2 separate regions of the Homo sapiens genome follow, and region 2 is linked to region 1. A link is a loop called in an ENCODE intact Hi-C map of the cell type or tissue named here. Cell type or tissue: GM12878. All regions are shown on one strand. Each heading gives the region's core, and the rest is flanking DNA. Links, peaks and the distances in the headings are about the cores only.

Evidence for each region. Hi-C counts contacts between places; a loop is a spot of excess contacts. Peaks named below come from ENCODE experiments on the same cell type or tissue, not always from the same donor. Only the 100,000 strongest peaks of a DNase experiment are listed, where the experiment ranks them.
Region 2: it touches region 1 in a loop (7-fold over the local background); 1 of 110 quality-filtered maps calls a loop at or near these places.

Annotation. Positions count from the first base shown.
Region 1 is chr10:104,885,728-104,900,887 of GRCh38, forward strand. The region is part of intron 2 of SORCS3 (sortilin related VPS10 domain containing receptor 3); the gene reads left to right. Among named protein-coding and RNA genes, the nearest start is that of SORCS3-AS1, 230 kb to the left of the region's middle. In GM12878, for the core only: no CTCF peak of the experiment used is centred there; no DNase peak of the experiment used is centred there.
Region 2 is chr10:104,828,568-104,843,727 of GRCh38, forward strand. It overlaps SORCS3 (sortilin related VPS10 domain containing receptor 3), which reads left to right. Exons shown (of 27, transcript NM_014978.3): 2 at 14,225-14,292. Among named protein-coding and RNA genes, the nearest start is that of SORCS3-AS1, 170 kb to the left of the region's middle. In GM12878, for the core only: no CTCF peak of the experiment used is centred there; a DNase peak (open chromatin) is centred at 7,084.

The DNA of each region.
Region 1 (15,160 bases), core at 6,182-10,181:
ATGATGACTATCCCATTATTCTTGGAAAGGTCTGAGTGCACCTCAGCACTACGAAGGATTTTGACATTTTTCCTTAATAGTTCTGAGAATTTCTCTTAGCTTTCATAATCTGAAGCTGAATAGTTGAAACAGTGATATGAGAATATTTTGAGGGGAGAGCAAGAAAGAAAAGAAGAATATAGTTATATCTGTTTTCTGTGACTGATGACTTAACAATCCTCAAAGTCAAGCAGGAACACTAGAGATGGAAAATACATTTTATATAGGTAAAAGATAACCCATTTAACAGCTGAAAAAACTGAGGAACCATAAATATCAGGTGATAGTCTGAGACACCCTGCTGCTAATAGATAGCAGCTGCAGGAGGATTAGAATTTCTCTGTTGGCTCCATGCTCCATAGTCCTTAAATGCATCTTTAATACTTTTTTTCTAGTAAGACTGACTTGATTTGTGGTTTTATGCAATGAGGTGGAGGTGGAGGCTTTTATTTTGGGGTACATGATACATAATGATTGGTTAGCCCTGTATGTGAGCAGCCAAATCTATTTGCATTCCTTTACTCTTAGTAGCCTTTCTAAAATTCTCTTATTTATGTGGTGTTTCTCTCTTTACAGTATTCCTGAAAATTGCATTTGAATATCTTTATAACAGGGATAATGGTGAATTATTCCATTTACTTTATGAACTTAGTTTCATATATGTTTATGTGTGTTCAGAATAGGCAGATACACAGAATATGTCCAGATACCACATATGTTATTTATATGTATATATATAATACATTACGTAAAATATATACAGTTGTGTATATAATATATAACTCTATCATCTATCTATCTATCTATCTATCTATCTATCTATCTATCTATCTATCTATCTACATTCTCCCCTAAACCTAGATGTAGAATTAAAATATTTCTTTAGGTGGGAGCCCAAAACAGCAGCCATTGATGGGAAATGACTTGCAAGGCAGAATCTACTTGCCATCTTTTTATGTTTAATTTAACATTTGAAAGAAGGTGGGGAAAATATTTGTTCCTAGACTTCCTAAATAAAATGTTTTTTCCTTTATTGATGGGGACAATTTTGAGGTTTGCTTGAGGTTTTCTTTCCACAATTTACCCACTACCTTCTTGGTCCAACTTTCTGATTAGAACATATGCAGGTTATTCACTTTCCTGCCTGTGAGCTTAATTGCAGTGCTGGCTGCAGGAAAGTGTTCTAAAAGTAATATTTATGTGGGAGTATTTGGTAATCCTAGTGATTCAAATTTTTTCATTCAGCAAGTAATTTAGTGAATATCTTGCTAAAGTATAGTAGGGAAAATAATTCATTGTAGAGTGTCTCTTTTACATGGATTTATGATTTAGTTGGGGAGACAAAAGATTCACATGCAGTGATTATATGAAAATTTAAAACCTTCTGTGAACACATGGCATAGACACTTTGCAGTTCATAAATGCTAAAGGACTTCAGGATAAAAAATGGTAATTGTGGACTGCAGTGGTTGGGAAGACTTTTTGGGTGCGAGTAGCTTAAGCTAAGGCTGAAAGGATGGATAAGAAAGAGCTGGGCAGAGAGGAGGTACAGAGGACATACTAGAAAGAGGAATGGCATGAGCAAAATCTTGGGATTGGAAACAAATATGGATCTTGGGGAGACCTGGAGTCATTCAGTATTGCTGGCATGGAGTGGGAGTGCATAAGAATAACTAAAGATATAGTTACTGATATGGAGGAAAGAAGAAGGGATGTTAGAAGGCTGTAAAGGCTCCAGTGAGGAGTTTAGACTTCCTCCTGGTGGCTTGTTACTTAGAATGCAGCTTCTAGACAAGAGTCCGGTTATAGGAAAGGGTGGAATTGTCACTCTGGGTCAGGTTGTTGGGTGCTCACCCTGCGATCTTGTCTGCCTCAAGATCCCCAAGTGGTGATGTTGGTGGTTGTAGTTCTCATCCAGAATTTTGTTTAGATCGCATGTGAACTGGATTGTTTTCAGCTACTACCACTTCTGATAGTTGTGCTCACTTATTCTCACCTCTATGACTTTGTTGTTCTACTTATGCTTCTGTGGATGTTTTAAGTTCTGTATCTGTCATACATGATCTACTGCATCTGTCAGATCTGGCAGTGGCTGGATCTGCATGAGGTGTCTAAGTACAGATGCTTGCACATTTAGTATAAGACCAGTTATCTCTCTTATCTTCCATACCTTCCCAGCAACATGGTGGGGGCGGGGGGGCGGGGGCGGAGCAAGCCCATGAAGACAGCATGAGACCAATGAGAGTGCTTCTAAGAGTTTGGGTTTATGGTGTGTTTTTTTTGAAGGCAGTTGGGAAGCTGTGCTCTCCCCTTGGACCTCTTTTCCTTTTGCTTGCAGCATTGAGACATCATAGATTTCTTTTAGTGAGCATTGTAAAAATAATTCCCCTTACCTTTACTTTTTAGAGTCTCATACAATTGTAACAGTTAACCTCTTTTAAACGATTTTACTCTTTTATTCCCCTGCTTCTGAGAATAAAACTGAAAATTAAATGTTAAAATCAAATCCATAAATCCCTAGCTACCACCAGAGCAAAGTGTGACTGGCTAAGTAGTTGGACCAGGAGACTCAAATGCTGGCCGATCCAAGAAATTGGGCTTCATTCTATTTTCCTGTTAAGGATCAGACCTTATGGTACTCAGTGGAAAATGTGAAGTGGCCCAGTAGGAGAGTCCATTGTTTTCCATGTTTCTAAAAACATGTGATCTACATGTGCTACCAATGCAAAGTGAAGATGTTGTCCATTCTTATTTCACTACTTTTAACTACCTCTCCAGTACTCACCTTTTTTTTCTATGTTGACTCAAATAAAGGCAAGAATAAAACCTTGGAAATGGCAGGAAATTTGTAGATTACCTCCATCTAAGTCCAGAGGTTACATTTTAAATACTTAACAATTGGTATGACAGGACACCAATCAATCACATAGAGAAAAACAAAATCAGTCAGAGTAGAGAAAGACAAATAGGGTCAGGAGGATCCATGTTATACAGGTGTTAGCTGGGAGGATCTATGTTACACAGGTGTTATAGCCTTTCAGTTTGTGAGTTGTGGGAAGATCCTTGGGGAGTGACTGAGTTGGCTGGAAGACATTTGGGGGCCTCGAGGGCAACAGCCATTTACAAAATCCAATTGTTTTAAAATTATTACCGTTGAATATTAGCCCTACCTATTCCCTACTTTAGGTCATATATTTTGGAGTTGTTAGTGGATGCATAAACATTAGGATTGTTATGTCTTCTGGAAAGATTGATTACTTTATCATTATAAAATATTTCTCTTTATCTGTGGTAGTTGTTTTTTTGGCTCTGAAATCTACTTTTCTTGGTATTCATATAGCTACTTAAGCTTTTCTTTTTTTTATTGGTATATATTTTTTTACCCCATCTTTTTGCTTTTAACTTATTTGTGTCTTTATATTTAAAGTGCATTTCTTTTAGACACCATCTAGTTGAGACTCTAAAGGCTCCAGTGAGGAGTGTAGACATTTTATATTTGTGGTAGATTTCCTGTGCTTTTTTTTTTTTTTTTAAATCCGATCTGACAATCTTTGCTTTTTAATTAAAGTTCTAGATCATTTACATTTAATGTAATTATTGATGTTTTAGGTTTAAATCTGTTGCCTTACTCTTTATTTTCGATCTGTCCTATTGTTATTTGTTCCATTTTCCCTCCTTTTGGATGGTATTTTTTTTTTTTTTTTGCTATCCCATTTTATCTTCTTTTTGACTTGCTGTGTATAACTATTTATTGTGTCAGGTTAGGGGTTGCTTTTGGGTTTATAGTACACATCTTTAATTTATCACAGGCTAGATTCAAGTGACATTTTACCATCTCACAAAAGGCACAAGAACCCTAAAACAGTATACTCTCCTTCCAGCCCTTGGACAATTAGAGGCATACATTTTATTTCTATGCATGTTATAAACCTCACAATACATTATTATTTTTTATTTAAATAGTTTATTCTTGAAAGATATTTGAATATTAAGAAAGAGTTATATTTATCCATGTAGTCACCATTTCTGGTGCTCTTTGTTTTGCGTAGATACATATTTCCATCTGGTATCATTCTAATAATTCTGCCTAAAGGACTTCCTTTACATTTTCTTGTGGTACCAGTATACAGATGATAGTTCTTTCATCTGTTTTAGAAAACCTTTATTTTGCTTTTGTTTATCAAAGAAATGTAATTTAATTGGCTTATTTTTCCTTTCAGAACTTTAAAAATGTACTTTCTTATCATTTACATTGTTTCTATAAAATAATCTTCTGTCATCCATAGCTTTGTTCCATTCCATATATCTTTTTTTCTATATTCTTATGTTTCTATCACTGATGTTAAGCAATTGAGTACGACGTGCTTTGATGTTGTTTTATTCATGATTCTTGTGGTTGGAAGTTTTTGTGCTTCTCGGATATCGACTTATAGTTTTCACCAGGTTTTGAAAATATTCAGCCATTATTTCTTAAAATATTTTTCTCTGCCCCACCCCCACACCTCCTTCTCCTTTTAGAGACTCTGATTACAACTGATGTTGTCCTGCAGCACACTGATTTTCTGTTCATTTTTTCCTCAGTTTTTTTTTGTGTTTCATTTTGGTATGCAAATAAATAGAAAAAACTTATTTTTTCTATGTTTCGTTCACTTTCTATTGCTGTGTTTTCAATTTCATTTACCTTTTCCTTGTAATGTCTAATCTGTCATTAATCCCTTTTAGTGTACTTTTCATCTCATTCATTATAATTTTCATATCTGAAAGTTTGATTTGTGTCTTCTTATATCTTTCATGTCTCTACTTGCATGTACACTTTTTTCTCTTGCTTCTTGAACTTGTGGAATAAAGTTAAAATAACTGGTTTAATGTCCTTATTTACTAATTCTGTCACCTGTGTCATTTCTGACCTGGTTTTCAGTAAGTTTTGTCAACATTGGTAATATTGACATTTTTCAGTGGCTAATAATTTTTGTAGGGGATTTCCTGTGCATCATAGGATATTTAGCAGAATTCCTGTCCTCCACCTACTAAATGCCAGTCCCATCTTCAGTCACGACAATTAAACATTTCTCCAGATATTGACTAATGCTCCCAGGATGCAGACAGTGAGAAATCACCCCCAGTTGAGAACTACTGATTTAGATTAATTGATTTTTCTTCTTTTTGTGTGTTGTAGATATCTGCTTCTATGCATGCCAAATAATTTTTTATCTGATACCAGATACTGTGATTTTTATCTTATTGGGTGCTGGATATTTTAAAATTCCTGTAAATTTTATTGAGCTTTGTTCTGGGACATGATTATGTTGTTTGGAAACAGTTGAATTCTTACACGTGTTTTGTTTAGGGTTTACAAGTGTTTTGCCCCACTACTGAGGCGGGAAGTTTTCTGAGGTATTCTACCTGATTCCCCATGACTTATGAGGGTTGCCACTCTGGCTTATGGTAACAGTAACTGTTATTGGCCTTGTGTGAACTTCTGGAATTGTTCCTTCTAATTCTTTCAGGCGGTTCTTTTTCTGATGTTGGGTATTTTTCACATAGATGCACTGATCAATACTCAGCTGAAGACTTAGTAGGATAGGGAGTCCGCTCTGTATATCCAGAGTTCTCTCTACTTGTGCAGCTGTCCGTTTTTCAGTACTGCTTCTTGCAAACTCTAGCTGCTTTGCCTTAGGCTTTCCTGTTCTGTCTGCTGAACTCAGGGAGATCACTGGGCTTCACCTAAGTTACTTTTCCCTAATGTAGCCTGAAAACTCTGTCCATGCAGGGTTAAGGGGCAATTACAAGGCTTACTGAATTTGTTTACTGTCTCTTAGGGATGCTTCTCCTTCATTGTCTTGGTGTCCAGTGACATGAAAATTGTTGTTTTATATGTTTTATTAGTTCTTAAATTGTTTCATGTGAGCGGGTAAATTCACTCTCTGTTACTCCCTCTTGTCCAGAATCAGAAGTACCTATGCTTTATTTTATATCTGATAAAACTGAGGTCCAAAAAAGTGAGTTGTTGCCTAAGGTTTGCTGAACCAGATTAGTGGCAGAGCTAGCATTGGATCCAGATTTCTTTCTTCCAGGTTGGTGCTTTTTCAATCATAACACACACTATGACTGGCACCTCCGAAGGTAATGAATTGGCTCCTGGATCTTCAAAGACAAGATTTAAATCACAAAGAGAATGAACTTCATGGAGTTGCTGCTCTTCTTTGATCCTTATTTGTTAAACATATTTTTCTCTAAATAGGTTTGTGACCCCTCAGTGAAGATGTAGACTGTCAGCGTGAATATTTTGTGAAGATTCTCATTTTAAGTTTTACAACTTTATACTGCTGGAAGTTGTAAAAACATGTGGCCCTTAAAAATTCCAGCTTGATGGTTAAAATGTCCATTCAGGGTCTGTTCATCTTTCTTGTTAGGAAACCTAGATTGTAAGTATACTAATAACTTAATAGTAATGGACTAGCTCAGTGCTGTGTTTAGGGAGATGCACTAAGCTAGTTGGGATTAGGTATTATTTTGGCCGAGGGTGGAAGTGAGATTTTTACCTTACTCACAGTTCTTACCACATCAAGACCAATAAAAACATCTGCTGCATGACTGACTATTCTGTTTCACATATGTTACTTGTCTGTAAGCTTCTACAGGTAAAGGCAAAGGCCATGGTTAAATAGTATCTGGCCGGGAGCAGTGTATCACACCTGTAATCCCAGCACTTTGGGAGGCTGAGGCGGGCAGATCACCTGAGGTCAGGAGTTGAAAACCAGCCTGGCCAACATGGTGAAACCCCATCTCTACTAAAAATACAAAAAATTAGCAGGGCGTGGTGGCGTGTGCCTGTAGTCCCAGCTGCTTGGGAGGCTGAGACATGAGAATCACTTGTACCCGGGAGGCGGAGGTTGCAGTAGCCGAGATCGTGCCACTGCACTCCAGCCTGAGCAACAGAGTGAGATTCTGCCTCAAAAAAAAAAAATTTTTTTTTCTCCTATTGCTTGAGACACAAGGTACTTAATACATGTGAGTTCTTTCCTCCCACTTTATGTCTTCCCAGTGTGAAACTAGGAGGCTGTAACACATAGTGTGTTCTCATTGCGTGCCTCTCTCTCTTGCTCACTGTATTTCAGCCTTACTGCCTTTCTGTAATTCCTTAAAAAAGTCAATCTCTTTCTTCCCTAGGATCCTCATACATGCCATTCTCACTGCAAAGCTCTTTATTTAACTCTTTGCATGACTCAATTTTTCAGGTTTAGCCTAAATGGAATCTCCTTTTAGAAGGAGCTACCCTCTCTCAGTCTCTGTCATGGTCCCTGTTTGTTTCCATTGTGCGTCATAGTTTCAGGTTTTGAACTTACTTATTAGCACACTAGTTCATTGTCTACCTCCCACTCTAGATTGTGAGCTTCATGAGAGCCAGGACTTCGTTTGCTTTATTACTTATAATTGACTTGGGTCCCAAGGAAAATGGGCAGGTATTTGGTTTATACTTGTTGGGATTTGTGTTTGTAAAAGAGTAACGTAATGCAAGGCTGATGTAGATACTCAGCAGGGACTTGTGGAATTAAATCTCCAAGGGTAGTCGGTCTCCCAGGCATCGCCATATGCAAAGCATAACCTCATTCTGAGTATAGAATGACCAAGAACAATGGCCTCTTCTGTCCACTCCCCACACTGTCTGCCTTGTCAGCTTTGGTAATCAGAGCAAGGTAAGGTGCAGTTCACTCCAGTTTGATTTCACTTGTAGAGAGATTTTCTATCAGTGGCATGTACTGGCTGTTTTCAATGTTTCTGACAGATGACAAGCCTTTTGTCCCACTTGTCCCCCTTTATGCCTTGACTGACTTTGGCCACCCAGTCCCCTGGTGCGAGACCTTTAACTGGTCCTTTGTAGAGTCTGTTTCTATGAATTAGGGCTCGTTTCCTTCCAAATGCCCAAGATGCCTTGCCGTATCTGCTCTGCATGTCGCAAAGAATCTAGCAATCTCAATGGCGAAGTGAACAGCTCCTTGCTTTTCCAGTTATTTCCTTCTCAGGCAAGCACTGCCATGCTTAGTAGTCTGGTCAGCTTTCTGCTCTTCCGAGACTCTCCTTCACCCATTCTGATAAGGACCTCGGGTTTTCTCCTGTGACAAATTTATGGCTCTCTCCAGCACCTGTTCCATCCTCCCTTTCTGCAACACTCCCAACCGGCAAATTCATTTCATTGTTTAGCTATGTCTACTCCCTGTCAATAAATTACTTCTTCCTGGCTTGCCCAGGCCTTTCTATTTTTTTCACAGACCTTTTGGGGGCTTGTTCTTAATTATTCCAGCTACTCACTGACCAGGCTTCCTCTCTGTTATTTGTCGTGAACTCTTGTGTAATCTCCTTTCTTCTCTCCACCCTTTGCTTTCTTATCATTGTTTTACACACATGTAACTGTCAAATCATGTCAGTTTTATAAGCCCATAGGTCCTCTCAACTGCAGCGTTTCTCTCAAATAGTGTTAGAGGAGGGAAAAAGGCATTGCTCTTTTCAGTATTCTTCATCTACCAACATTTAATCACCAAGCAATTGCTGAGATTCAACTGTGTGCAACACCCTGGATTGGAATGAGCAGTGGTGGTGATGGTGAGTGGAGACAGGGTGTTGAATACCAGAGTTATATTTCACAGCAAATATTGAATCATGAAGGCTCTTGAGCTGGAAAATGACTTTGTGCTCCTTAGCTGTGCTTTAGCAAGGCAAATTTGACACCACTCTGAAACCTGGACTGAGGAGGAGGAGGTTCAGAAGTGGAGGAATATAAGCTAGGGGAGTCTTAGAGAATCCCAGGCAGCCTGGCAGGCAGCTGATCATGTTGAATTTGGATTGTACAGAAGGAGAGACCAAGAAGGACCCATGCACGAGGTATTTCTGAGCTAGCAAAACTTGGCAGCAATTAGAGGTGAGGGATGGAAGAACAGTCATGATGATTCGAATGTTTTGGACCAGGAAGAGTTGTAGGATTTGGTCCTATTACCAAATTGGGGAATGGAAAAGGAGAAGGAGGGAGGAAGTGGGGGAGGAGAGGTAGGTGCAGGAGAATGATGATGGGAGAAGTGACGAGCTCAGTTTTAGTTAGCATCCTGGAATTGAAATGGCAACGGTTCATTGCACAGCATTTGGAAATGTGGGACAGGCACTCATGGGAGAGGCTAGAGCTGGATAAAGTTTGGGAGTCATCCAAATAGAAGTGGGAAGTGAACCAGAGGAGCAGCCATATGCATATTAAAAAGCAGCTAATACTGCAGGCAGCAGGTGTGGGGCTCCAGTGTGGTATGAACAGGCCCTGTGGGCTGTGGACACTCAGGGGATGGTGGAGTACCATGACAGGAGCTGTCAGGGAGGACTTCCTCAAGGAGGTGAGGCTGGAGCTGAGGCTTTCCTCTGCCTTCACCCAGCATGCCATTTTTGTTTTTACCTATTTCAATCCCTTTCCACATCTGGGCATGATTTTCATTTGCACTTATAATCTTCAACCCCAAATATTTTCCTTCCTCTCCATTTGTGATTAATCTGAAAGTAGAGGGTAGACAGCAGAGGAAAGATGCCCTCAGGTGCAAACTCGTGCCCCATCCCTTAAAGGTAGTGAGTGATAGCCTCTTTTTGGAAAGCATGTTGGGCAGCAGAGACTGAATCAGAAACTTCTTATGTCCCACTAACAACAGGGAGAAAAAAAGTGTTGTAGAGACTTGCGTGCACTTTGCCTTCCTAAGAACTCTCATGTACTGTATATCTTCTTTCTTTGTCCAGAAACTGACTGCTCCAGCATCCCTCAGCTCACACTCTCCTTTCCTTTCCTTTTCACAGCATCTGTGTCTCAGGGATGTGCAAGAATATAATGATTCCTGCTTCCTCAGCTGGTCTCATCAGCTGTTCTCATCCACTACACTGAGTTCTGGCTTTGATGGCAAGGAAAGGGCTCCCTCTGCTCCCTGAATGTCTGTCTCCATGCCTGTACACGCTTACATGTATGATGGGGGAAGAGTTTTGGATGCTCTCCCTGCCTGCTAGCTTTGCCAAAGCTATTGAATTAAGCAGGCAATTTCCTCTCACTTTGTTTCTCTGTAAATTTCCCAACCATATGGTATGAGGAGAGTTCTTGGATTATAAATAAACAGCACTGCTCATGAATCTCAGGATTTTTGTTTTTCCCTCCAATGGGAATAAATAGAAAGCATAGATTTGTAACTTCAGAAAAATGTGTTGGAGGAGAAGATAATGTCTCCCTTTATATACATATATAAATATTTTTCTTCCATTTCTCTTTATGCAGAGTCCCTTTTTCCTGGGAGTTTTCTGGCCAGAGTCCATTTGTTTTTTATTACTGCCATTTTCCAACCTGGAGGTAAATTGTTGCTCTAAGGCAATGTGATAATAGCCACATGGGCCTGGCCAGATTGCACTGACCAGATGGGTTTGGTGCATCTTTTCTGCTGCTGGAGTTGTCAGTTCCCCTCTTTGCAGGACACAGACTTCCTCACTGGTCTTATGGCAAAGGAATTCAGGGAATGGGAAGGATCCACAAGACCTTGGCCTTAATAAAGAATCACAATATTTGGCAGCCATTTTACCTGATTTCCTGCCACTAAAGCTACAGCGAATCAGCTGGGCATGCTAGCCACCAAGGACAAATGCCAGGATAGGGGCCTGGGACTGGAATGGTTGAGGCCAGGGGCAACTCAAAGAAGGCATAATTTAAAGTGTGAGTGCAGATTTCGATCTGAGGGAAAAGCGGAGTGTTGGTGCTGCAAGGTCAGTGAGAGCAGTTGTGTGATTCAAGAAGTAATGAGAGACCACAGTAGGGATGGGGCAAGTGGGCAGGGGTCAGCCAGTGGTGGCCCACAGGCCAAATGTAGCCCACTTCTTGTTTATGTACTGCTTATGAGCTAAGAACAGTTTTCACATTTTTAAATGGTTGAAAAAAATCAAAAGGATACTACATTGTAATACCTTAGAAATAAGGTGAACTCAAAGTTTAGTGTCCAGAAATAACATTTGACTGGCACGCAACTGTACTCATTTACTTACATATTGTCTATAGCTGCTTTTGTGCTATAATGGCAGAGTTGAGTAGCTGTTACAGAGACCATATGCCTCAGAGAGTCTAAAATATTTGCTTTCTGGCCCTGTACAGAAAAAGCTTACTGTCCCCTGGTCTAGAGTACCAGGAATTATGATGGGAATTATGGAGAGCAAGCTTAGGGCAGGTGATGGGTTTAAAACTAGGTGCTGGACTATAGCATGCTGGGCTCACTCTTTTGGGTGCTGCTCATACAGTGAAACTCATTAGGGGCAGGTCAGTTCATTTAATGTGCAAAACTGAGGCAAAAACTCATCCCTGAGAATGTCAAAGCAATAATACTTTCAGCTTTGTTAAGCTTTGGGAGACAGGGATTTACTCTCTCAGTCTGTACAAAAGGTAACAGTCTGTGGGCCTATCATGTTTTCACCCCGTCCTAGGGCCCTGTCCTCATACAAAACAATTATCTGATAATATAATTCACACGAAGTCATTGACTATTTAATACCTTTCCCAGAATTTTGTCTTTTCCAACAATGATCTCAAACCCAAAGGAACGAATATTTAAAGACAGACTTTTGGGCACTGGACAGATTGTTGCGGAACATTTACGAGATGGGAGGCTTCTTGCATCACAGTATATACAGCCTCTAAGAGCAGTTCCACTAAAATGCATAAGATGCTTCAAAAGACAATTTTATAGATAGTTGAAGTTATCAATGTACTTCTCTTTAAAAGCAGGATAATTTTCACATTGAAAAGCTGTATGTTCATCTAAGATTTTAATTTTGTTGGTACGATTCCCCTGCATCCAACCCTGACTTTCTCATACATTTATAGTTTGGTAAACTATGGAATGGTAGAGGAATTTTAGAGATCAATGACAGAAACTGGAGAGAAAGTTTGATTTCATTTTTCCTTTGTGAGTGCAGAATATAGTCTTTCTTGCAAGTGAAGCAGTTGTTGGGTGGTCCTGGGAATGGAATGCTTTGAGCAAGTCCTGTTCTGGTCGCTAATGAGTTGAATGGGTTGCCTGGGGGTAGTCCCACGTATGCTTGCCAGCCAGCCTTTGAGAACACACATTCAGATATCTGCCGCCCATACTGACTTCTCACATTCACTTAGTCCAGCTCATTCATTCTAGTGGAGGTGGGAAATAGAGCGTTAAATCTCCATGATTGCACATCTGTTCCTTTGCACCCTTGACAGAATGGCTTAGGGTAGGTTTGTGGTGGCTTCTCTGTAAGGCTTCCAGTTTCTTTATGGAGTGTTGTCTGAGAGCCAGTGTGGTATCTGAAGAACGTGAGTTCTAAAGTCAGGACAACCTGTTTTCAGACACCCACTTTGCCACTTACCACATCAGGGAATTTTAGAAAATCTCTTGGTCTCTCCAAGCCTCGCTTCTTTATTTGAAATATTGGGATAAAAGTAAAAATATCTATCTTATTATACAGTGCCTAACACAATAGTTTGTTTGTTTCCTTTCATTGTGGTATTCTGAGCATCTAGAATAGTGTCAGGCAAGTTATAGGCACTGCATGAATATTTGGAAAATGAATGAAGAATAGGGACTCAGCAAATTGTATTTCTTTTTCTTTTGGTAGGTACGGTATGTTTCTGGGTATCTCAAGTTAGCTTAAAGTTTCCTTGGGGGCCATAAGTAATTAACTGCTTTTTTATGTGTGAGATAAAATGCTAATTTCAAAACCCTGGAACCTCACTGTTATATTCCTGTGGCAGGGACTGATTAGATATTCACTAAACCTGTTTCCTCTTCATCCTGGGCAAGAAACTAGACTACATTTGTCAGCCTTTATTCATTGACTGAAATCTGGCCCCTGGAAAGAGGCTAGTAGTGATAGATGCCACTTTCATACCTGGCAAAAACACTTCCCACATTTTTCTTCATGCTTATTCATTTTCGGACTCACCAATTCAATTGAGATTTCCAAGATCTACAGGAGAGCAGAACCCTAATGTGGAAGGAGGCTGGATCTCGAAAGCACTGCATAGAACAGAGCCCCTATTTTTCCCCCCATCACCCTGCTGGCTCATATTGGGCTATGATATGAGTGAGAAATACACTAACATAGTGTTAAGTCACTGAAATGTTGGTATTGTTTGCTGTTGCAGTTAGTTGCTTCAATGCATACAGTCTCCAAGATGCATGTCCAGCCCTCCCATTCCTACACTCACTTTATTCTCTAGCCTGGATACCTATTTACTATTCTCAAGATATGCTGTGTTTTTCTAGCATCTAGCATAGCTCTGTTTATACCATAGGGACTCAGTAAACATCTGTTGATTGATTTCTGGGCCAAAGAATGAAACAGCAGCTTCCTATAAAATGTAAGCATGTTTTACATCAGACAGACCTGATATTTCAGAGGAAATATTCATTTAAGTGTTCTTCTCTACTATGGGACTTAGTATATAGTTTTTAAACAGAGAATTCAGCTTATCTGGCACATTAAAACTTACAGACTCACACACATCCTTTCAGGGAGATTCCTGCCATATAAAAGGAAAATTCAGCTGTATGGAGTTCTAGATGTGTTAGAATAACATCGCAGGTAGGCTCCATCCAGGAGAGAGGGTTTCAGGCCAGGGATGTATGAGCTAGCAGTCAATGTCAGGAGCCTTGGAGAAATGGAGCATCCATGCCAAGTTTTCCCACCTACATCCAGTGCTTCATATGCAAACAGCCTAACTTTCCCCATTTGTAGAAAGCTGCACCTAACTTTTCTGTTATGCTCTCACACCTTGGATGAATTGCATGGCCAATGTTGATAACCCAGAAAATGACAACTACTTAGCTTTCTGTTGCTTCCACAAAGTAGGTCAGGAAATGGAGGGGAAGTGAATTACTCTCCCAGACAGGGGTTATACCAGGCAGATAACTGTACTTGCTCAAAATTGTTTTCTTTTATCCATCAGATATCTTGAACATCTTGCCATCATCCTAATGCTAAGATAATAATAATAGAAGGCATTTATTGAGCTGAATGTGCCAAGCATTAGGTCAACATTTTCTTTACTCATCCATTAGCTGCCATTGAGTGCTGTGACCATCTCCAGAGGTTACCATTTTCCTACATCTAGGATGGCCAATGCCTAGCTGATATGGGGCACAAAAGCCCAGCCCTCTTGCCTTACAGTGGGACATGTATGTGGTGAGGTGTCTGCCCCAGAGCCTCCCTGGGGATTAAGCTTCACAGGAAACCACATCCTTGTTTGTCTTCTGCTTCTTTCCAGTCTTGCTTCCCTTTCTCCCATTAGGTTTTGCCTCAAAGCACTCCCACCATAGTTCTTGAGCTTCCAAATCCCAGACTTGGGCTCTGATTTTAGGGAACCCAGCTTAGGATGTTTTCCTTTTTTCTCAAAGTTGGTTTATAATGTGCTACAGAGATGCTGGCTCTGCTGGTTTCTGTCAGTGATAACAGAATTCTCTCAGGCACTCAGGTTTGGTATCTTTAAGATATCTTTACCTGTTCCTTCTTCTTCACCTCTGACCATGCCAGTAAACAGATTATGCTTCTTCTACCTGTCTTTTATTTCTTGCAACCTACAGTCATCCAGGATAGTGAGATGGATTCCTGACAAGTCTTTCTACCTCTGGAGCATATGCTTCACCAAACCATCATATAAATCACTAACAGCTTAGTCCTTTCAAACAGGCTTTATATTCCTATCTCATTTCTTGTAAGACAAGTTCAAGCTTCTTAGCAGATATGTAGGAGCCTCCACATAATCTTATTCTACTGATCTGAACTTATCCCCTCTTATGCCCGTGTAAGAACATTTTATGGCCTGGTGCGGACGCTCACGCCTGTAATCCCAGGACTTTGGGGGGCCGAGGTGGGCGGATCATGAGGTCAGGAGTTCAAGACCAGCCTGGCCAACATGGTGAAACCCCGTCTCTACTAAAAATGCAAAAAATTAATTACCCAGCTGTGGTGGCACGCACCTGTAATCCCAGCTACTCGGGAGGCTGAGGCAGGAGAATTGCTTAAACCTGGGAGGTGGAGGTTGCAGTGAGCTGAGATGGTGCCACTGTACTCCAGTGTGGGCGACAGAGCAAGACTC
Region 2 (15,160 bases), core at 5,580-9,579, 58 kb before region 1:
AATGTGACGCAGGGACACAAGGTGGGCACATGCTGTTGGAAACATGGTTCCAACAGGCTTGCTCGACATGGGGTTGCCACAAGCCTTCCATTTGGAAAAATTAAAAAGAAAACCACAGTATCTGTGAAGTGCAATCAAGTGAAACACAGTAAAACAAGGTACCTTTGTCTTCTCTAGTGGCCCTTAGAGAATGATAACTCTTTAAAACTTAATATGGTCTGATTTCGGGAGATTGCTTTCATTATCTTCCCACCCTGCTCCTGTGTCCCTTTCTCCTTACCCTGTTGTGGACATTCTCAAAGTTATTTCAAAGCCACCTTGAGCTCTCCCTTCTGGAGAGGCTTGGCAGACTAACTTATCTAAGGAAAAGAAATCCTTGAAAGACATTGCTCCCAGAAAGGAGAGGGCTGAGAGTTTAAACTTTTTCCATCTCTTATGATCTCATCAAAGCCTCTCATCCACTGTGAGGATGTCCTGACCACCTCAGCTCAGATTCATCGTCTCCTCCTTTGAACACCTCTGGTAATACTTTAAACTCAAGAAGTGTGTTATATCTCTGTTGATTAATAGATGCCATATCAAAGAAACATTTAATAATACTTTCATAGTACAATGATGAGAAAATCAGGGTTCCTGTCCTGAGGAAGCATGTAACCTAGAGTCAGAGATGCATGTGCAGATAGAAAATTATAGTCTGGTGAGTAGCAAAATTGGAGGTATGTACAACAAGTTAGGGGAACATAGATTAAGGGAAAATCAGTTCTGTCTTTGAGAACAGCTGAGACATCAGAGTGTTGATATTTGAGCTGAATCTGGAAGCATGAGAAGGAAGGAGAGCATCAGGTAGAGAACAGGAGAAGGGCTTTCAGAGGAGGGAGAAGAGCATAATGGAAAGGTACGGGAAAGTTGAATAGGAGAAGGGGTATTCTAGTATGGCTAAAATTCAGTGGTCATTTGGGAAAGTGGCTCTAGAAGAGGTTTAAACTGCCATTTGGGGCCAGGTTGAGAAAGACCTTTTATGCCATGAGGAATCTGGATTGATTCTAAAGGCAGTGAGAAGCCACTAGAGAATTTTTGTAAGAAATTAAGTAAATGAGTTAGTTCAAAGGCCTTTGAGGCCATCTAGTAGCCAAATCCAATGGTTGATTTTTGATCTTTCTTGTAAATAAACTGTCAGCAGTATTTCACTTTACAGGGATCTGGTCACCCTCTTCCTTGAAATGCTTTCCTCACTCGGTTTCCAGAACCCATGTTCTCCTTGATATCCTTGTATCTCCCAGCCTGTTCTGTGTCAGCCAGGGCCTCTAACTCGAGATATTTTTTGATTTTAATTTTATTTTAAGTTCTGGGTTACATGTGCAGAACATGAAGACTTGTTACATAGGTATACATGTGCCATGGTGGTTTGCTGCACCTGTCAACCCATCATCTAGGTTTTAAGCCCCACATGTATTAGGTATTCGTCCTAATGTTCTCCTTTGCCTAGCCCCCCAACCCCCGACAGGCCCTGGTGTGTGTTGTTCCTCTACTTGTGTCCATGTGTTCTCATTGTTCATCTCCCACTTATGAGTGAGAACATGCAGTGTTTGGTTTTCTCTTCCTGTGTTATTTTGCTGAGGATGATGGCTTCCAGCTTCATCCATGTCCCTGCAAAGGACATGATCTCATTCTTTTTTACGGCTGCATAGTATTTCTAAAAGAAGAGATTGAATACAGGAATTGAATACAAGAGTGCTGGAAAGGCTGGAAGAGCAAGAAAGAGGAAAGGCAAGGCTGCTCAAAGATCGGTCACTGCAGGAACCATCACGTGACTGCCTAGGAGGAGAGGAAGCAGTACTAGAGGTCAAGGGTCTCTCCCACCTAGGTTCCTGCTGTGTGTGCTGAGGTGCATCAGAAGAACCCAGGAGCCTGTGCTGCTGGTTACTGAGACCCATCCCCATTGCTTCCACCACCTCTGTTGCTGCTGATGTGTTGTCACATCAGAAGCCAGATATGTGGAGAGGGCTGCTTCTCCCTCCTCCGCCAGTCCCCACTCATGCTTTCCATTGGCTGAACTAATCTTGAAGAGAGCTCACAGGAGAGTTTTAGAAATGTAATTTGCAGAGCCCTGGTTACCTGCCATACATAGGCAGGATTGTGGGGTGAGAGTAAACAGCACAGCCTACTTCTTTGGCTATTGTGAGTGTTCTTTTCCACCCTCCTGTTTGTATTTAACCTTGTGATTCTGCCTAATATAATGCAATAACTTCTTTTTTTTCTTTTGAGGCAAGGTCTTTCTCTGTCACCCAGGCTGGAGTGCAGTGGTGCGAATGCAGCTCACTACAGCCTTGACCTCCTGGGCTCAAGTGTTCCTCCTGCCTCAGCCTCCCGAGTAGTTGGGACCACAGATGTGTGCCACCATGCCCAGCTAATTTTTTTTAATTATTATTATTTTTTTTGGTAGAGGCAAGGTCTTGCCATGTTGCCCAGGCTGGTCGTGAACTCCTAGGCTCAAATGACACTCTCACCTCGGCCTCCTAAAGTGTTGGGATTATAGATTATAGGCATGAGCCACTGCACCAAGCCACGACAAATTATACCATGAGGATACTGTCACTCTCTATCAAGAAAGAGATTCATGAAGTTCCATTAGTTGCTAAACCTTCTCTGGGTAATGTTAATTGCTTTGTAGACCTATTACAATCCTGTGTGGATATCTTATAACCCAAAGTAGTTGTGAAGCTAACCAACACTAACGTTCTTTGTATAAAAGAAAAGAAACAGAGAGAGAGTAGGAGAAAAGAGAGTAACTTATGGGCACCATCTATTTATCTGTTTTGCCCTGCTGAACCTGTGGCTGGAATTACCCCAAAAGTGATGGAAGGGAAGTTCCCACAAGGGAGTGCCCCAAACGGTACCAAGATAGGGCCAGTTGCGATTCCAAAGAAAGAAGCACTAAATGCCAGGGTGATCAGTGCAAAGCATTTATTAGGGGAACTTAGTATAGTGCTGCAGCAATCCTCATGACAGACAGCAAGAGAAAAGGGGTGATCTACCTAGATCTGTCCAAGCAACGTGGTCAGGGAAAGGAGTTTATGAGACGGTTTAAGGCATTTAGCTCAGGGCCAGGACCTCTTTCTTTCAGTGTTTTGGGCAACAACCTAGATACCTTTAACAGTTCCTGGGAATGTTCAAAAGACCAGTGTAGGTTCAAGCCTGCTGGGGAAAACCTGCACCTTGCTGGGTCACAGAACAGTCAAGCACTCTGATTTTTCACTCAGAACACAGAAAGCAAGTAGGTGATGGGGGAGGGGGGTGTGGAATAGGGAATCCTGCATTCTCACTCATCTCTGTGCACACACATTCTGAGCCTTCTCTCATCTCTGTGTATGTGCACATAAAGCAGGCAAGGAGAAATATGCGTAATTGCTATTATATTCATTTCTGTTACTAGTCCTGAGGCATAGTTGATAGGCCATGTCTTTTTCAGCTACCCATTTTGTATTTCTTTTGCCCTTAGCAAATACCTCAGAGGGTTAAGGATTTCTACCTCATAGTGTGATAGAATAATTCAAACCGTCATTTCTGAAGAATCTTAGTCCTTAATAGTTCTGCCTTTACCACTGTAGTCTTCCGTTAACTTGTACTTCAGGACTTGAAGACAATAGGGGCACTTGAAATTAATAAGAGGCATAATAATAATAATAGGTTTCAGACATCATTCTCTTTGTCCTCATTATAAAACATCATCTCTGTTTCTCCTTGACAATAGGAACAAATCATCCCAGCTGGTAAGTAACCCCTTCATTACCTGTTTGTTCAGTGGTAGCATGAGAAGCTCAACACAGATGGATATTCCTTTCAGCTTCCAGTTCAATAGAACAGGTGTGACCGGGCACAGTGGCACACACCTGTAATCCCAGCACTTTGGGAGGCCAAGGTGGGCGGACTGCCTGTGGTTAAGAGTTTGAGACCAGCCTTGCCAACATGGTGATACCCTGTCTCTACTAAAAATACAAAAATTACCCAGGCATGGTGACACGTGCTCGTAATTCCAGCTACTCAGGAGGCTGAGGCAGGAGAATCGTTTGAACCCAGGAGGCAGAGGTTGCAGTGAGCCAAGACAGGGCCATTGCCCTCCAGCCTCGGCAACGAGAGTGAAACTCCATCTCAAATAAATAAATAAATAAATAAATAAATAAATGAACGAACGAACAGGTGTTTTGCCTCTTGGTGACAGTTCCCTCCTTGGGAAGCAATACTTCTCTGCTAACAGAGCCCCAAGTTGTGGGGACATGATTTAAATATTCTGTGGTGTCCTCCTGGATATGATAAGGAGAGACATCACTCACACTTTTCATTGTTGATGTTCAGACCTTGGTATTTGGACCATATTTTGGTGGGACCCACATCCTAGAGGATAAGCACCACAGCCTCACATGGGTGTCAGCTCCCAGATGGTGGTCATTGAGTTTTCACAAGTCCACTCAAGCATTGTATCAGTCCAGGTGCTCTGGGTGATCATGTTTATGATAAGACCAGTGAATTCCACAGACATGCCCATGACTGTATTTCATTTGCTGTGAAATGAGTTCCTTTGTTAGAAGTCATGTTGTATGGGACACCATGACGGTGACTAGCGCAATCTGAAATTGAAATGTTTGATTCTAGCATGATCACTACAGGAAAGGAAAGCAATTCCAGTGAGAAGAAATTGCCTTCTCTGAGATGAGAGGGGTGCTGTGCAATCAACCTGCCACCATGCACGATGTTGAGACTCAGCATTGGTTTCTTATGTTGGTAGATTGGGAACTCAGCAGTGATTATTTCCACATCAGCCTTGGTGGGGGAGATTCCATGGTGAGCCTAGGGGAAGCCTCAATCTCTGCCACAATGGCCATTCTATACAGGAGCCCACAGAGCAGACACAGGGGTAACTGGGGAAGAGGCTCATTGATCTCAACAGAAGACACCATCCTGTCCATCTGATGCTTGAAAGTCTCTATAGTAAACACCACGTGGTGAGCATTCATACAGGACACAAATATCCCCTGTGCCAATTTCGAGAGGTCCAAACAAACTGGTTTTTCTGCCTCGTTTCACTGATCTCTAAATGCTGACATGCCCCAGCTGTCAATCCTTATAGCTTTAGTCAATCCACACTTGGTCTCTTAGTGACTAGACCTAGACTCATGTCTTACAAGTCCATCCAATCACTGACAGCTCCCAAATTGATATTTGTAGCCTAAACTCTCTTCTCTGAACCCCAGACTCATTTATCCAGCTCAGTGTTTGACTTCTCCATTTGAATGTCTCTTAGGCATTTCGAAATTAATGTCTAAAGCTCAACTTTTAATCTTTCCTCCAAACCTTCTTCTCTCACAGTCCTCGTCTCATAAGACAGCAATTTCATGCTTCCAGTCACTTAGGCTCAAATGCTGAGGGTTGTCCTTGACTATTCTCTTTTGTTCACACCTCGTATCTAATTTGTCAGCAAATCTCCTTGGCTCTATCTTTAAAATATATTTAGATCCTGCCCCTCTTCACCTGTCTCCCCAGTCCACTGCTGTTACTCTGGTCCAGTCTACACTGCATTTCCCCTGGATGATTACAGTAGGCTCCTCATCCACTCTCGTCCCCTCACTGCCTTTCTAAACACAGCAACCAGAGTGATCTTGTTAAAACCTAAGTCCTCCATGTAAATCCTCTGGTGGTTTCCCATCTCACTCGGAGTAAGTACCAAGATTCTTACAGTGCTTCTCAAGGCCCAGTGAGATCTCAGCCTCCCAATATCTCCCTCACCTCCCCTCCAGCTTCATTAACTTGTTGTTCCTTGGTTACGCTGGGCACATTCCTGCCTTTGGATCTTTGCATCTGCTGCTGCTTCTGCCTGACATGTTTATTACCAAGAGCACCATGTGACTTCTTCCTTCACCTCATTCAGGATTTTAAGTGTCAGTTTCTCATAGAGGCCTCTTCTGAACTCCTTATTTACTTTTGCAACCTTCATTCCCCACCTGCCACCCCCCCAGCCCACCCTGGAACCACCCCTGTGTGTTTGCACTTTTTAATGTATTTCTCTTATTTCTTATTTCCTGCTTATTTTTTCCCCACAGTACTCACTGCCATTTGACTACTGCATTTGTTACCTATTTTTTTTTTTTCCTCTGCTAGGATATTATCTTAGAGGGGGCAAAGAGGCTGGTTTGTTTTCTTTACTGCTGATTCAGCACTTGGCAAAAAGGAAGCATGCTATACATATTAGTTTGGTGAATGAATGGAAAAATTATAAGGACCTGAAATTGGTCAATGTAGTACACCCCAACACATTTCAGGAGACTCGGTGTTTGCTTGCTATGGGCAAGATGAGAAAGGAATCATGCTGAGCCACAGAGTTGGTAATGCTCCCTTAAAAAAAAAACAGAGAAAGGGGTTAACAGTTTTGTAAAATTTCTTGCATCAGTCACTGACAAGTTGGTGTCTCTTGTACTATTAATAATTCCTTGTCTTCCCAACTAGATTGTAAACTCATGCTGTGCAATGGGCACTGTTTGTCTTATTCTGGACACCCAGTTGGTGTCCAGACATTCTCGTACTGTGGGTCAGTTGGGTTCTGGACTCTAGATGTTTAATTTCTACTCCCTGCAGGGGAGGCTCCTCTAGGTGGGAGGAAGATGCCAAGACTCACAAGACTATGCTGAGACTTAAAATACACTCCTGCAGGCAGTCCCCGAAGTGTATGTTTTAGCAACTTTCTTATGTTACCATTGTCTACCACTCCTGGTAAAGAAAGTCAGTGAGTCCTATTCCACTTGGCTGAAAGCAAAGAATTATCAGGTCTAGGCAGGAGTGAGGTCATAAGAGTGAGGGGACCTAGAGGTGGATGTGCAGAGAGCCCCATGGATTTAAAGGCACCAAGATTTTAGGAAGGTTTAATGAACTAAAGTAATTTTCCTTCAGAGTAAAATTTTACAGGCATTAAAGGTCCTCACTTCACTGAATGTGCTCACAGGCCAGAGCGTCCTAGTGATTTATGAATTTGCAGATTACACATTTCCTTTCTGAGAACAGGAATCCCCTGGGGCTTTCTGCCTGGCTTCCAAAGCTGAGTGGAGGTGCCAGGTGAGAGAACACTGGCTCTGATTTGCGGCCTCCTGCATTGCAGTTAGGGTCTAGAATGGATGAGCATTTTTTTAGAAGGAGCTCAGCAACTCTAGAATCTGAAACCTTTCCACCAAATATGAGTAACTAGAAGCTCTTGTCTTCTGAAGAATAATTGTCACACTTATAACTCATGTTTGCACAGTACAGCTTATAAAGCAAGCTGGCATCCCTTATTTGATTTGAATCAGCAACCCTGTGAGCGTGGCAGGGAAAGTGTACCATTACCCCATTTTAGTAAAACACAGCCAACTCCGCAAACATACCTGAGTTGTTCGGGCACATGCAGGAGTGTGCGTCAAGGCTGGGTCTTGAGTTCAGCCCTCTGGTTTCAGGTGCTGCATTCTTTCCATGTGGCCTTGCAAGCTCCATCCAGGAGGCAGAGGGCTGGATCCAATTGGGCAAGTGAATTTAGACCAGGAGATATTTAGGATTTTTGGGTGGAATAGGGACTGAAACTTTAGAGTGTGGGCACTTCCTCTCACATAGAAAATGGGATGTGTAGAGTCACACCAAATATCACTCTCCCCAACCCTGTCAGGGACTTGGACTTGTTAGTTCCAATACGGATAATCTTGGAAGGCAGCAGGTTAAGGAGGGCTACACATTTAAAGACCACAGCAACCATTAAAAAAATCACTTTACTATCAAAATTCTTATACTGTGCTTGGCATTGGGCAGGAATAGATGAATGAAAGAAGTGAGGAATAAAGGCATTAGTTGCTGGTGTTGCGTGTGTCTGAAGCTGGCTTGAGCATTTGGGGACAGCAGAAGATACTAGCTGCTTGGGGACAAGAAAATTGGAGGTGGATACTCTACAAAGACAGCTCCAACTGATTTTATAAGAAGTCAGCTATGTCCCTTATTGTCACCTTATTTATGGTGACATAAATTATTATAATCTTCTATTGTCACCGCCCTCTTCACTCTTGTAGAGCTTTTAATCAAATCATTACTGACTACACCAAGTGCAATCCCACTCTCCTTCTTGCACCCTTCCCTTGTCCTTTGTGCCTTGTTTCCCACCTTGGCACAGCCTTGCCGTGTCTCTGAGTGGATCCTGCGTATATCATGGTGCACTCAACACAGCCCATACTGCTCCATCTCCATGCTGCTTTTCTCATAACTAGAATGCTGCCCCTACCTCCTGCTCTTTTCTATCTACCCCTGTCCAATTTAAAAAGAAAAAAAAGAAATAAAGCAGACAAGCTCCATTTCAGTGTATAGAAATTCCTACCATGCTCTAAGACCCAGCTCATATAACCCCTCCTTCATGAAGACTTTGTTAATCACATTTTCTGGACTTAATTGCTTCCTCTTCTCAAATCTTATAGCACATTTTCCATACCTCTCTCCTACATTTATCATCTCATCCCTTCTTTTACTGCCATATATTTATAATTCATCCAAAGGACCTTGTATAGTACCTGCCATGTGTCAGCCGTTGTGCTTGGTGGTGGGAATACAGAGCTAAATGAGACCTGATTTCTGACCTCAAGGAGGTCACAGTCTAACAGGGAAGACAGACATACAGAGAAATCATATTATCCCAGTATGACAGAAGCTATAAGAGATGTATGAACAGTGTTATTTCAAATAAGATGTCAGATGCCAATTTAAAATAGTTATATGTACCTATATGTACTTCCATAAATGTAATTTTCCAGCTATACACACACACATATAGAGACAGACTTCTCTGCTATTCTCTCTGTGTGTATGTCTGTATATAGCTTGTAAGAAGAGAGAAGTGCTATTACTCATGAATTATTCCAATTTATTTTCATTTCTCCTGCTGTCTAAAATCCCCCCAGGATTATAGCCAGTTAGGTCAAAAAGGTACTTATTTGACAAAGCTTATTTGGTAAACCTGGCTCTCCCAACAATTTGCCTAGTTCTTTTCTCATTACACATCTCTGTTTCCTATTTTTCTCTCCAAGAACAAAGAAAACAAAAGTTATCTTTACCCCTGGGCCTTGAGCTCTAGATCTCTCTCCCTGATTTGCAGAGTTTAGCAGGTGTATTTCTAGTTCACATAAGAGGTACTCGGTAAATATTTGTGGAATTCATGAATGAATGATAAACTCCTTGAGGGCAAGGGTACGTTTTTCTCTTCTCTGCATTCCTATTCATTGCCTTGCACGGAAGCCCACATAAACACTTACTGAGTAGAGGAGCATCACGTTAGAGCAGAACAAGCATGGTTGAGTCAGACAGGCATGAGCAGAAATGCTGGTTCTGTCTCTTGCTGGTTGTGTGCTGTGGGGGCAATTTGCTTAACCCTTGGGACTCTGTTTCTTTATCTGTAAAATGGGCGATATTATATAATACCTGCTCTGTTTCAAAGGTTTTTTGTGAAGATTGAGAATTGCCCAGTGTAGTACTTAGCACATAGTAGGAGTGCAATTAATGTTAGCTCCTGCTTATGCTTCCTTGAGTTTGAGTCCCATTCTCATTCTGGGGCCATCAGCTGGAGGGGATTCAAGTCAGGTTTTGCTGTAGATCCGGAACTACCCCCTCCACCATCCTGCCTGCCATATCCACCGACTGGGTTTCCGGAGCCACACTCTCATCTCTTTCTGGTCCGAGTACTTGCCTAACAGCCCCGAGCTTGTTAGGTGGGTTTATTGCATCTACTTTCAATGTTCTTCCCTGGAAATTCACTCCTCCCCAGTGGCGTTTGGAAGGCTGTGAGTGGTGGGAGAGGTCGGGGTGGGCAGGCTTTCTCTTGCTCTTGGTTTTGTTTGCTTGGCATAGAATGTCTTAAGCCTGAAGGTTACATTATCATCTCTTCATGGCTCTATTAATATCCTTCTGGGCTGGGCTCCAGGGGAAAAGGAGTTTCCATCCTATAATTCTCAGTGTTTTGACTTTTCCTCTGGGGAATGCTGGTGTGACCACGCTGAGGTATCCTCCTCATACGTGTCCCACTCCCTGCTTTATTTGTAAGGTTAAATTCAATGTAAAGGAAGCAGTGTTTTGCTAGATTAGAATCTCACCGTGGTGGGGTGGGTAGTGTCACTGTAGCATAGAGGTGGGAAAGGAACCATGATGTGATGGAGCCTTTCTGGAAATGTGGTCCTCTGGTTGCCACAGAAGATTTTCGAATCCTACTCAGGGTCCATCGAGTCAGACTTACTGGGGGTGGGCCATGGAATCAGCATTTAACAGGCTCCCCAGTGGCTCTTAGGCTCCGGCTTTATTCATGGAATGGGAGGAGCACTACCTTGGGGGTACTTGGTCAAGGTCAGACATTGCCAAGGCTTAACCTTGAGTCATGTTCCCCTTTCTGGGGCTCCATTTTTTCATCTATAAAATGAGAGCAATAGACTGGCTTAATAGCATCTCCTGCTGAAGTCTGTGATTTACCAACACAATATCAATATCTTTCATTTACTCAAAAGCGATTATTGTATAAGAACCTTCAATATGCTGAGCCTGTGAAGGAGACAGAAGTACTAAACACAATCCCTACCTTAAGTTGTTTAGACTTTAGTTGAGAAGGCCACTCATGTAACGTTCAGAAACTATCAATATAGTGTTTGTGATAAATTGCATGACTCAATTTTAAGCAAAATAGGACTTCACAGGAGAGAACATTTTTGATGTCTGGGATAATCCTGGGAGGCCACCTGAAAGGGGTGGGCTTTTGACTGTTGCTCCAACATCAGGCAGGCAAGTACAGGGGATAATGAAAGGATGGGGCACAGGCAGTGATACAATGATAGAGCATGAAAGAAAGCAGAGATGTGAGGATGTGTTTGTCTTACCTGAGGTACCTTGAAAAACTTAGATTGTTTAAAACAGAGGACAGGTTTTTGCAAGCTAGAAAAAATGGTTGGAAGAGTATGCATGGGCCAGATTGTGGAGTCTAAGTGTGCCAGTCTAAGGAGTATGAATTTCATCCATTGGCGGAGGAAGCCAGTAAAGGTTTCTGATCAAGGAAGTGCATGAATTAAGAGGTAAAATTGAAACCATCTACCATGAAGGCAGAAGTAATATTCACAGAAGTGTGGAAGGATATGTGAGTCTGGATTCTCCAAGAAGCAGACGTAAAGATGAAATGAGATCTCTGAGAAACTTATCAGGAAAAATGCCCGTGAGAGAAAGTGGGAAAGGAGCCAGAGCAGATTGGGACAACTGCTGGGCTAAGATGGACATCTGACCCCCCGGTGAAGGAGATGGGTAAGGAAGGAAGACAGGCAGGTAGGCTGGCTGGGAGCATCTCAGACTGTAGTGAGGTTCTGTGGAAAGTTCAGCAAGGCTGTTAGGAGATCTTAGCATCAATGTCACCCATCAAGGAGTCCTGTCACCCAGGAATGTGTCTGCCTAGTATTCCTGTTGCTTGTAACCATTGGCCAGGAGCAGCTTTTGTGGGGTGTGGGCTTGGCAAGAGGTAGCAATGGATTTCAGAGCACAACAGCTGGAGTGCTTAGTCAATTATGCTTCCTGCAGGTGGAGATCTGAGAGGCATGTTCTCATGGCAGCTACTGAGAGGAAGGAGAAACTAAGGAGAGTCTAATAATATTCTCTTGAGTGGTTTATCTGCAGAACGCCTGCGTCTTTGCTCATGATGCTTCCTCCATGTAGAAACACTTCAGCATTCCCTTTAGCTAGTTAGTTTCTACTCTTTCTAGGTATTAGTTTGGGTTTCACCCTTAGGAATCCTTCCCTGACCTCTATCTAGTTTCTGTTTTTGGTGCTTCAACATTCCCCGGTTTTCCCTGCATTCCCCACCACAGCACCTATCAGTCTATATAGGAATTGCCTGCTCATTTCTTAGGTTTCTCCCCTACTAGACTAGACTGTGAGCTACTAGAAGGAAGAATCTGGATCTTTTATTTCTGTATCCCCCATGTATAGCCCAGTGGCCAGAATATCATAGTCATTTAATAGAGGAAGAAAGGAAATGATGGAAGGAGGGAGGGAAAAAGCGGAGTGGTCCAAGCTTTGAGTAAGGAGAAGGGTTTTCCAGATCTAGTGGTTAGAAGCTCTGCTAATTAAGTGAAACTCTTACCCTCAGCATCTCTTTCTTCATTCTATGTAGATTTTGCACTTTTTAGAGGCATGTGCCCTGAAGGCTTGATGTTGGGGAAAAATGATTTTGGAGGCATGTCCTCTGAAGGCTTGATGTTGGGGAAAAAATGAAATGGTCTGACTTGCTCCTGCAGAGCCTGAGGTGGTCATTCTGACTCATTCCTAGTAGATCAGTTTTGAGCTTTTTTACTTTTTCCAGAATTTGGCATGGCCTGCACATAGCCTCCCATGCTTTTACACGGTGACTTTAAGAAGGACTTGGTACATGAAATAAGGTCAAATGAAGAACAGAAGAACTTTGAGGTGTGTGTGTGTGTATGTGTGTGTGTATACCATATATACTGATTCAACAAACAGAAATTATCTGGCAACTTGCTAGACACTTGGTGAGGCTATGGATAAGTTTATTTCTCTGTTAGTCTCTGGCTTTAATAAATGAGGAAACTAGTTATGAATGGGAGGGGCAAAGACCTCTAAGTGACTGTAGAGAACAATTCTTTGCATGGGTTCCTCACTCCTTGCTGTTGTGCTGTGGTAATAAGACAGGTAGCTTGGTAGAGTCTACTGTTCTACAAATAGCCATGCCACTGGTGTGTGCTATTAATACATACTCTTTGATTTGTGCTGTGGTAGGTAGTAGGACAGGTAGCTTGGTAAATTCTACTATTCTACAAATGGCCATGCCATTGATGATGTTTCTTGCCAACCTGCCATTCCTCATCGCAGAGAAATTGAATATTCCCGTCACCTTTGGCACATAATGGATCATATCCCTTGCCTTTAATTTTTTTCTTGGTTTATATAGAAGAAATGGAAATGGGGCTGATTGACCCCATAGAGTGCTGGATGAGAATAAATCTCAAAGTGAGCATTTTGTTGTTAGTTAAGTGCCATAAAAATGTGCAATATAATGGCTGATTATTTTTCTTTAATCTTAAATGGATACCTAGAATGGGAAAGTCCCATCTCGGTAGCAGAAATTCATTATCTCGGAAAGAATTTAATGGTTGCTGTGAAAATGAACTGGAGGAAGTTAAATTGTGGAATGGGAAGGAGCTGAAAAAAGTGAAATGAGTTGTGCATTAAATTTAGATAAACACAATTATGTGTAACTGGATTATCACGCGTGCAGGCAGGCAATGTGTATTATGCACCTGCGTTTTGATTAAAATCGATTCAGGTGCACGCACTTAGCATCCTTTTAAATGTGGAGCTGTGCCTAAGCCACTGCCCGGATGCATGAGAGGCAGGTAGGGCAACATCTGACAGCCAAGTCCCCAGCTAGAGAAAGCGCATGGGAACAGACTGGTCAGCCCAAGATTGGTTAAGAAAACCACCAACTGGATTACTGGTAGCCTCAGCTCTCTGATACGTCCAGCTTCCTTTTGGGTTACTTAACATCAACTGATGTCAAGAAAGTGGTCATGGAGTCCAGTGGGGTTCAATGATCTGCTTACTCCATAGTAGTGGGGGCAGGTGATACATGGTCGAAGGCAGATGGTATCAGGGGATGTTGGGGAAGTAGGCCTGTCTGCATTCAGGTATTTATGCCTGCCAAGGCCCTGTTGATGGAAACACAAAATCTCTTTGAACCCCTTTTACAGACAGAATCAGGACCACTTCCCTTTTACCCTTTTAGTTCCAATTCTGTAAATCAGAGTCATCTCTGGATCAAAAGCAAGCCTATCATCTGATCTCTGGGTGGCCTTGGTGGTGAACAAAGCCAGCTGGCCTGCATCTGACCTCGAAGGAGGACAGATGTGGAGAAACAGCTGTCAATAGCCAATTAATTCCTGTTGGCATGTTTTATTTCAAATGCAAGCACTGTCAGGATTAAAATAAATGCTACCAGTTACAGGGATGCATTAAATTAATAACTTTTTCCCCCTTGCTTAATCCTATAATACCCCGCAACTCAATGGATAAATACTAAGCCCTCCTCTGGGTGATAGGAGATGCATTATATATTGTTACACAAACTAAAGTAAGCTTCCTTTTTTCCCTCCCTTTGTTCCTCTCCTTTGCCCTTATCCCCAACCCCTTGCAGGTCATACTTATCCTGACGAAGCTGTATGACTTCAACCTGGGCAGCGTGACTGAGAGTTCACTATGGAGGTAAGCAGATTAGAGATTCTTAAGGAGCCACCCTGGCTTGGCTCACATGAGAAACGCAAGCTAAGCAGTTGGGAAGTGTGGACTGGAAGGAGCAGAAGATAGTCCTCTTCCTGGAAGCTCATGTTAATGCTCTGGGTGGAACTGATGGCCCCCACCTGTGAATTCCTTTCCTGCTCTGCTTATCTCTTTTGGGACCTGTTGCAAATACACCTTGGCCCTCTCATTGCTTCTGTGCTTTTGGAGTGTCTCATTCTACTTGAAGAAGGTGGGGCCTGGCTAGAGAGATCAGATAAACATGCACGAGTAGAGGTTCTTGATTAGGAAGCCTGCTGTAGGAGAGATTCTTGTCCTGGATGTGTGTCTTGGCCAAAGGACTGCCTCCAGCCCTTTGCATCTGCTAGATGCTGTGGTTCTTGAGAAGGCAGTATCATGGGGACAGATACACATGGGAAGAGATACAGATACAAGTCTGCATGATGATGTTCTGATCCCCAGGCAATTTTGCCTTCAGGGGCCCCTTGCCCCATAAAATAATATTAAAAGGTCTGTTTTACCACTGCGTTGGTATAAAGACAACTACATTAATATCATATATTAAAACACTTGTTTCAGCCCAGTTTATTCTTTTGATTTTAAAATAAAACACTTTTGGGGCCTCTAAGACTATTGTGAGCCTAGCTGCTGTACCTCTTGTGCCTAGTGGATAAGTTTGCCCTGTTAACAATGATTGTGCACACAGGACGAGGGAGAAGAGGGATGTGGGTGAGTGAAGTTAGAGAGAACCTTAATAAAGCCATGAAACCAGGAGTTTCTCAGGACAGGGAATGCCCGTGTGTTACACACACTTACGCCTATACCTCCTCACGTA